Linked DNA regions of Homo sapiens: region 2 is linked to region 1. Evidence: chromatin contacts called from ENCODE Hi-C or POLR2A ChIA-PET data. All regions are on one chromosome and are shown on one strand. Each heading gives the region's core, a stretch centred on a gene start or an enhancer-like site at or near the end of the contact. The rest is flanking DNA. Distances are from core to core; before and after follow the strand shown.

The links. A loop is a pair of places that touch in the nucleus more often than their neighbours do. ChIA-PET counts read pairs that join two places held with the same protein, here RNA polymerase II (POLR2A). Pooled maps may share reads with other maps.
Region 2: a loop to region 1 is called in a pooled map, with 3 times the contacts of the local background. The contact joins the enhancer-like site here to the promoter of WDR38 in region 1. A Hi-C loop is called at or near these places in 1 of 168 maps with a recorded cell type or tissue (CD4-positive, alpha-beta T cell), 1 of 37 single-sample maps with no recorded cell type and 6 of 50 pooled maps. POLR2A ChIA-PET finds 5 or more read pairs at or near these places in 15 of 52 experiments (AG04450, CD4-positive, alpha-beta T cell, CD4-positive, alpha-beta memory T cell and 11 more).

Annotation. Positions count from the first base shown.
Region 1 is chr9:124,851,288-124,855,295 of GRCh38, reverse strand. It overlaps WDR38 (WD repeat domain 38), which reads right to left and starts at 1,836. Exons shown (of 9, transcript NM_001045476.3): 1 at 1,696-1,836; 2 at 971-1,091. The coding sequence starts at 1,764. RefSeq lists a silencer at 1,735-1,784.
Region 2 is chr9:125,123,489-125,127,650 of GRCh38, reverse strand. All of the region lies in intron 2 of SCAI (suppressor of cancer cell invasion), which reads left to right. Among named protein-coding and RNA genes, the nearest start is that of SCAI, 18 kb to the left of the region's middle. Within about 2 kb of position 1,395, at least 21 of the 41 ENCODE cell types and tissues checked have a DNase peak (open chromatin) inside an H3K27ac peak, as active enhancers do.

The DNA of each region.
Region 1 (4,008 bases), core at 587-3,086:
ATATTTTTTCTTGTCTCCTGAATAATAATTACAATAGTTATATCTATTGAGTCCTTACTGTGTGCTAGGTACTTTGCTTGCATCGTGCCAGTGGAAATGGCTCAGCGAGGTGACAGGACTTGACCAAGATCACAGTCAAAACAGTGGTAAGCACGACATGGCTGAACCTTAAGTACATCATGCTAAGTGAAATAAGCCAGTCACAAAAAGACAAATACTGTGTGACTCCACTTAGAGGCACCCAGAGAGGTCAGATTCATCGAGACAAAAAGAAAAACAGTGGTTGTCAGGGGCTGGGAGGAGGGAGATTGGGGACTTGTTTAGTGGGGACAGAGGTTCAGTTCTGCAAGAGGAAGAGCTCTGGAGATTGGTGTCACGACAATGTGAAGGTACTGGATTCTCTGAACTGTACACTTAAAAATGGACACAACAAAGCCGGTGCAGTGGCTCACGCCTTTAATCCCAGCACTTTGGGAGGCCGAGGTGGGTGGATCACGAGGTCAGGAGTTCAAGACCAGCCTGGCCAAGATGGTGAAACCCCGTCTCTACTAAAGATACAAAAAAATTAGCTGGGTGTGGTAGCAGGTGTCTATAATTCCAGCTACTCGAGAGGCTGAGGCAGAGAATTGCTTGAACCCAGGAGGCGGGGGTTGCAGTGAGCCGAGGTTGTCCAGCCTGGGTGACAGAGAGCGACTCTGTCACACACAAAAAAGGATGCAACAGTAAGTATTACTGTGTTACATTACAGTTGTTTTTGTATGTATGTGTGTGTGTGTGTGTGTTTTTAAAGAAGGCTGAGTCCAGGCCTGTTAGAGTCTAAGCCCCAGCACCCAGATATCTCGTCCCATCTCCCAACCTGCCCAGCCCTGCCTTGCACCCGTGCCCAGCTCATCGGAGGTCACTGCAGTCAGCTCTGCAGCATGCCAGACCCTTGTGCCTCGGTCTTCCCGGCCAGGTGTGGGAGCCCCACCTGTGTGGCCACCCAGCCTCCACAGCAGCTGCCCACTCCGGGTCTCCCAGCCATACACGCAGCCATCTTCTGAGCCTGTGAGCAGCATCTGGCCATCAGGGGAGAAGGCAGAAGAGTTGACCTAGAAACAGCACAAAAGCGGTCCCATTCTGGGGAAGAAACCCCTGTCCGCTCATCTCTGACCCCTAAACACTGCCCCCCAAGAGCCTGGGGTTGGAGCTTGACTTCAAGCCTCACTCCACCACCAGAGCCCAGAACCCGGGACCCACTGGGCCCTCTCTCGAGTCCCGTAAAGCCAGAGCCTGCAGTTGGAGGCAAGAGCCTTCTCTGGAACCAGAGCCTGGAACCCCAGAGCTAAGAGCCCATTCCAGAGCCGCAGCTGACAACGGAGAGTCCAGAATCTACTCTAAGTTCTGAGTTCACTTTAGAGCCAGGGCCCCAGAAAACACCAGAGTCAGCAGGGAGCTTTGTGCCCCTCTCGAGGCAGAGCCCAGAGCCCGGGGCTCTTTTTACAGGCAGAGCTTAGAACCTAGAGCTGCTCTGGAGCTGGGGCCCGGCACTGGAGCTGAGAACCTACTTCGATCCTTCTTGGGTTAGCAAAGTCTACTCTGGACTCAATGTCCTGAGCCACTGCCCAGAGAACATTCTGGAACCCCCACTACACAGAACCAGGAACCACTCTGCATCCAAAGCCGGGAGTCTGGGCAGAGCCCGCTGGACCTCACCTCCCCGCCGTGCTGGCCGAAGAATTTCACTCTCCGCACGGCCAGCGTGGCCGGGACCCCGCTGTTCATGGGCACCCGGCCCCGCCCCGCCCCGGCGGGCTCCCTCCTAGGCGGCCGCGGGACCCCAGGACTGGGCAGAGGAAAGAGGAAACTGTGTACAGGCGGTCTCCATGGTAATCGGGGCGGGGCGTGCGGCCATGGTGGGGTCCCTGCGAAGCCACGAGGACTGACAGGCAGGCCAGACCGCTTGCAGTTCGGCGGAGGTGGAGCCGCAGCAGGCGGGACCGCGGCGGGCTGGGAGAAGGGACTTCCCGCGCCAGCGGCTGCGCGTCCACTCTAGGGCAGCTCTCGCGCGGGGCAACACGGCAGGCAGAGCGGCCACTAGAGGGCGCGCCAGCCACACGCACCGCGCGGCCCAGAGCCCGGCCCCGCGCCCTGCGGACTGCGAACTGCAAGGGGTCCCTGCACCTCTTTGATACAGGGGAGCAACGAGCCTGTCTCCCCATCTGCACAACCGGGAGCATCAGCCCTGCCCCACAGGACTCCAGGGGTGAGCCAAGCACAGGGCCTGGCACACGGTAGATGCCCAAGAGGGCCCCCTCAGGAGCCAATACCCCTTCCGTCCAGGAGTGGCCAGTACTGAGGTTAAGGATGTCCCAGGAGAGCGCTGGGGACAGTAGCCAGCTCTGTCCTCCAGGGCGTGGAAGCCAGAGGTAGTGTGTGTAAAGTACATGGCATTAAAAGTGGGGTCACGTTGCTGTTAACATTCCTGGCAGCACAAAATGTGCCATCTGAGGATGGGGTGGAGGCTGGGGCTGGGGGGCAGTTGCCCAGGAGCTGCCAGGATCCTTACCGGATAGCGCAATCTGAAGCTTGGAACGAGCAGGACTTGGTTTCATTGTTAATTTACAGGTGAAGAAACTCACCCGGAGAGCTGGGAGGACTTGCTCAGAGCCACTCAGCCAGTAGGAGTGGAACTGGGATTTCAGCCCATGGCTGTCTGACTCTGGGTGTCTGTACTGGGACCACCTGCCATGAACTCCAGGGACCTCTCAGCAGATGTTGAGGTCCGCAACTCCTGGTACATCTGGGAAACTGAGGTCCGAAGGGGGCAGGACTTGGCCCAGCCATCTAGCCGGTGCTTCCATGGCAGAGCTGGGGCAGGACCCAGTCTCCCCACTCCCACAGCAGGACAGGGAGGGAACAGAGGACCCCCCACCTGCCCCGCCCATGGATTCTAGGCTCCCTGGGGGCAGGGGTGGAGCAGCTGGGCTTTGGGAGCTTCAAACTCAAGAGTTCCCAGCGGCGACTCACACCCTCCCCCCCTAAACCTCTTTGCCAGAAACTTCTCAGGAGATCCGCTGTGCTCCTGCTATTTTAAGTCCCAGACAGTCAGGCGGGTGAGGGAGCGACAATGACAGCTTTGAGGCAGTCCCACTCCATCCCAGATCCCAGAGGGCCTAGGTCACTGTGGGACCCTTCTGAGCTGGGCCTATAAAGCTGTCCCCCCACACCCAGATGTGGCTCCCAGACACAGCTCCCCAGAGCTACTATTCCCTGGCCCTCTGGCTCTCCTGCTCAGGCACCCCCCCAACCCATGCCCCGGCCCTGGGCACATTGTCTAGCCACTTGGTTGCTCCTGCTCTATCCAGAGGGCCCAGAGCCACCTTCCCCAGCCCAGCCCTTCACTCCCAGAACCCTCAGGGTAGACCTTGTCCACCAGGCCCAGTGACTGCTTGGCCGAAGGGGTGGAGCTGGGGTCGAAACCCGTGGGCTTGGCTCAGGCATCTGTAGGTGGAACCACCAACGTGAATGCCAGGGTCCGGAGGATCATCTCCGCGGATGAAGTGGTGGAGAAGTTTCTGCCAGTTTTCCACCACTGACTATCTCTTCCTTCTCCTCAGGGAGCCTGCCGCCTTCTCTCCTGTATTTGGCCAGGCTGTCCAGGGAGAGGGCTCTACCAAGATGTCCAGGATGGATGCCGCGCTGGCTTTTCTCACTGTCACTCCATTCCCTGAAGGGGACTGGAGGTCCTGGACCAGCCTTGCCTCTCCTCAGCTACGCATGTCAACCTTAAAACACCCCACAGGGCCAGGCATGGTGTTTCATGCCAGCAATCCTAGCTCTTTGGGAGACCAAAGCAGGCAGATCATTTGAGGCCAGGAGTTCAAGACCAGCTTGGGCAAGATGGTGAAACCCCATCTCTACTAAAAACAAAACAACAACGACAACAAACCTCACAAACATCTGTTCAGCAAAAAAAAAGAAAGAAAGAAAGAAAACAATCAAGGCAGGCAAAAAAGAACCCTCTAT
Region 2 (4,162 bases), core at 146-2,645, 270 kb before region 1:
CCATAGGTTAGTACATTAATTGACTGTATAGCACATATGAATCTTACCTCATGAAATCAGGTAAGCAAAAAGTATTAACAATATTTTAATTCCTTTAAATGAAATCAAATTCTGCCCTTGGGGGCAGGTGTGGTGGCTCGTACCTGTAACCCCAGCACTTTGGGATTCTGAGGTGAGAGCGTAGTTTGAGCTCAGACTAGCCTGGGCAACATAATGAGAACCCGTCTCAAAAAAAAAAAAAAAAATTCTGCCCTGGGACCTTCTCCCCCTCAATTCTACCAAACTGGTTAGAAATACAATCTCAGTGATTAATAATAGAGATCCACCCCTCCTTAGAGTTATGTGAGACTCTAATAGGCTTTTGAGGTACCAGGAGAAGGGTGGAAGGTTGATTTTCAGCCTGTGCTGGATGTGACTGAGCACATTGTCTAAGAGGATATGAGGCGTTGAAGCCTGGGGATTCTGATGTACAGGCTTCAGCTTTGCTTGGTACAACACATGCCCATTTCTCTCTGAGGACTTGGGCACTGCTAGGACGTGGGGTTGCAGGTTCCCTTTTTGTGGATTCTGAAGGAATTCCTTCTTCTCAGATAAATTGCTCCCATTTTTCTTCTTATTTCTACCTAACCCCCAGCTCCCGCCAAAGGCACTCATTGTTCTACCCTTCTTCCCTCAGTATAATCTCCTCAAGGAGTTCATATTTTCAGAAAACATGCACAAACCTCCCTTGAGGCAAAGAAGCAAATAGGACTATCATCTTGGGGATTGGGAAGTACCATGATAATAAAACATCCATTGATGTCTTAATAACTTATCTGGCTACTTATATTTTCATCAGTAATTCTAGTCCCTGTAGTGGGACTTAATGATCTATCCAAAAATGATTTGATTTTCCCTTCTTTAAAAGATGGAGCTGAATTCTCCTCCCTTGAGTGTGGGCTGGACTTAGCGATGCACTTCTAGTGAATAGAACACAGGAGAAGTGATGAGATGTCTCTTCCCAGATTGGGTTTTTAAAAGACTGGTTTCTGCCTTGCATGTGTGTTCTCTCTCTCTCTCTCACACACACACACACACACACACCCACACCCACCCACCCACCTCACTTTGCGGGAGGCTAGCTGGCTAGCTCAGATTGGGTTTTAAAAAAACTGGCTTCTGCCTTGCATGTGTGTTCTGTCTCTCTCTCTCTGACTTCTGCCTTGCATGTGTGTTCTCTCTCTCTCTCACACACACACACACACACACACACACACACCCCCAACTCACTTTGGGGGAGGCTAACTCCATGGTATGAGGCAGCACTGCATAGAGGGAAGGCACTTGCCATGTTGTGAAGACAGCCACCCAGGCAGCCCATGGGGAGGGCCATGTGGTGAGGAAGTGAGGCCTGCCAGCAACCACAACAGCTAGCTTGGATGTAGATCTTCTGAGGCCTGCTGGCAGCCACATGACTGGCTCAGAAAAGTGAGCTTGAACAGGGATCCTCCTACTCTAGTTGAGCCTTGAGGATGACTATAGTCCAAGCCAACAGCTTGACTCATTGTCCTGGCTTCACAAGGGCTGAGTTATGTGAATCTGTGATTTTCCTTGGAGAGTCTCCTTTCTTCCAGCACTGGCTTCATTGTACCCAAGGGGCTCAATGTCCAGCTAAGATTTCTCTTATCCTGTATAGGTTTCTGATGGACAAAGAGAGAGAATGTGTGTGTGTGTGTGTGTGTGTGTGTGTGTGTGTGTGTGTACGTGTACGCACGCATGCATGAGAGAGAGAATATGTGTGTGTGTTTTGGAAGCAGCTATCTTTTTTTTTTTTTTTTTTGAGACAAAGTCTTTACTCTGTCGCCCAGGCTGGAGTGTAGTGGCGTGATCTTGGCTCACTGCAACCTCCGCCTCCCAGGTTCAAGTGATTCTCCTGCCTGAGCCCCTTGAGTAGCTGGGATTACAGTGCCTGCCACCATGCGTGGCTGATTTTTTTGTATTTTTTGTAGACACAGGGTTTTGTCATGTTGGCCAGGCTGATCTCAAACTCCTGACCTTAGGTGATTCACCCACCTTGGCCTTAAGAAGCAGATATCTTTTGATTAAAGGGCAGTTCAGTTTTATTTTTCTTTCTTTTTTTTTTGGAGATGGAGTATCACTCTGTTGCCCAGACTGGAGTGGAGTGGCACGATCTTGGCTCACTGCAACCTCCACCTCTTGGGTTCAAGCAATTCTCCTCTCTCAGCCACCTGAGTAGCTAGGATTACAGGCATGTGCCACTACACCTGGCTAATTTTGTATCTTTAGTAGAGACAGGGTTTCACCATGTTGGCCAGCCTAGTCTGGATCCTGACCTCATGATCCTCCCACCTCGGCCACTCAAAGTGCTGGGATTACAGGCGTGAGACACCGCGCCTGGCCTTCATTTTTAAATTTAATTTTATTTTTTTTAAGACAGAGTTTCGCTCTGTCTCTCAGGCTGGAGTGCAGTGGCGCCATCTCAGCTCACTGCAACTTCCACCTCCCGGATTTAAGCGATTCTCCTGCCTCAGCCTCCTGAGTAGCTGGGACTACAGGTGTGCGCCACCATGCCTGGTTAATTTTTGTATTTTTTATACAGACGGTGTTTTGCCATGTTGACCAGGCTGGTCTGGAACCCCTGACCTCAGGTGATCTGCCCACCTTGGCCTCCCAAAGTGTTGGGATTACAGGCGTGAGCCTCCCACACAGATTGGGAGGTAGTCCTCTGCTCTTGTTTGCCTTGTTAAGGGAAGGGCCGTAAGGTAGTTATCCAGTGAAGAGTCAGTTTTCTTCTGCCTGCTCTCTCTCACCAGGCTTTAAACTCTTTTTCAACCCCTTTTCTTGGCTTTTTGGGAAGAGTGGGCAAAATAGAGCCAAGTCAGTTATGATGGTTCATTTTATGTGTCAACTTGACTGGGCCACTGAGTGCCCAGACATTTGGTCAAACATTATCTTAGGTGTGTCTGTGAGGATGTTTCTGGATGAAATTAATATTTGAAGTGATTGAGTAAAACGGATACCCTTCCGAGTCTGGGTGAGCCTCATCCAATCATTTGAAGACCTGGCTAGAACAAAAAGACTGAGCAAGAGGGAGCTTCTCCTGCCTGACTCCTTGAGCTGGGACATCAGTGTTTTCCTGCCTTTGGACTTGAACCAAAACTTTGGCTCTTGAGCATGGTAGCTGTTGTATTGGAACTTGCGCCATTGATTCCCTTGGTTCTCAGGCCTTTAGACTTGGACTGCAACTAGACCATAGGCTCTCTTGGGTCTCTAGCTTACTGACTGACAATCTTGGGACTTTTCAGCCTCCATAATTGCATGAGCCAATTCCTTTTAATAAATATCTTTTTAAATATATATACCTCTGTCTCTGTCTCTCTACCTCTACCTCTGTCTCTCTCCTGTTGATTCTGTTTCTCTGGAGAGCCCTGACTAATATATAAGCCTAGTCTTTTATTGCCTTACTTTTGTCTCATTTCAGGTTTTTCAGAGTGCTCCTAATCTCTGAGAACTTCTGCATTACTGGCTTAATTCTCTGCATTGACGCAGTCTGTCATGAAATGGCTATCTTCATGACAAACCAAGCAAAAGGAGAGGTGCTTGGGTTTTCATAAACTTGGCAGCTGTTTTGGAAACATTTTACTCTAAGGCTAGGCACCACTGTTTGTATTCTTATTTTGCATTTGGGGTTTCTTTCTCCTAAGTTCTCTCTCCATATATTCTCCTGGCCTGGAAGGCATGTGTGCCTGTTTGACAGTGTCCTGGAAATTCTTTTCTAGACGGGGAGTGCATGTTGAAGGTGCTCACACGTGGTTTCCTAAAATCCTGCAAAGTGGCAGTTAGGACTTTTGTTTGTTTGTTTGTTTCTTTGTTTCTTTGAGACGGAGTCTCACTCTCGCCCAGGCTGGAGTGCAGTGGCGTGATCTCGGCTCACTGCAACCTCTGCCTCTCGGGTTCAAGCGATTCTCCTGCCTCAGCCTCCCAAGTAGCTGAGATTCCAGGTGCCCGCCACCATGCCCGGCTAATTTTTTGTATTTTTAGTAGAGACGGGGTTTCACGTGTTAGCTAGGATGTTCTCGATCTCCTGACCTCGTGATCCACCTGCCTCGGCCTCCCGAAGTGCTGGGATTACAGGCGTGAGCCACCACACCCGGCCTGCCAG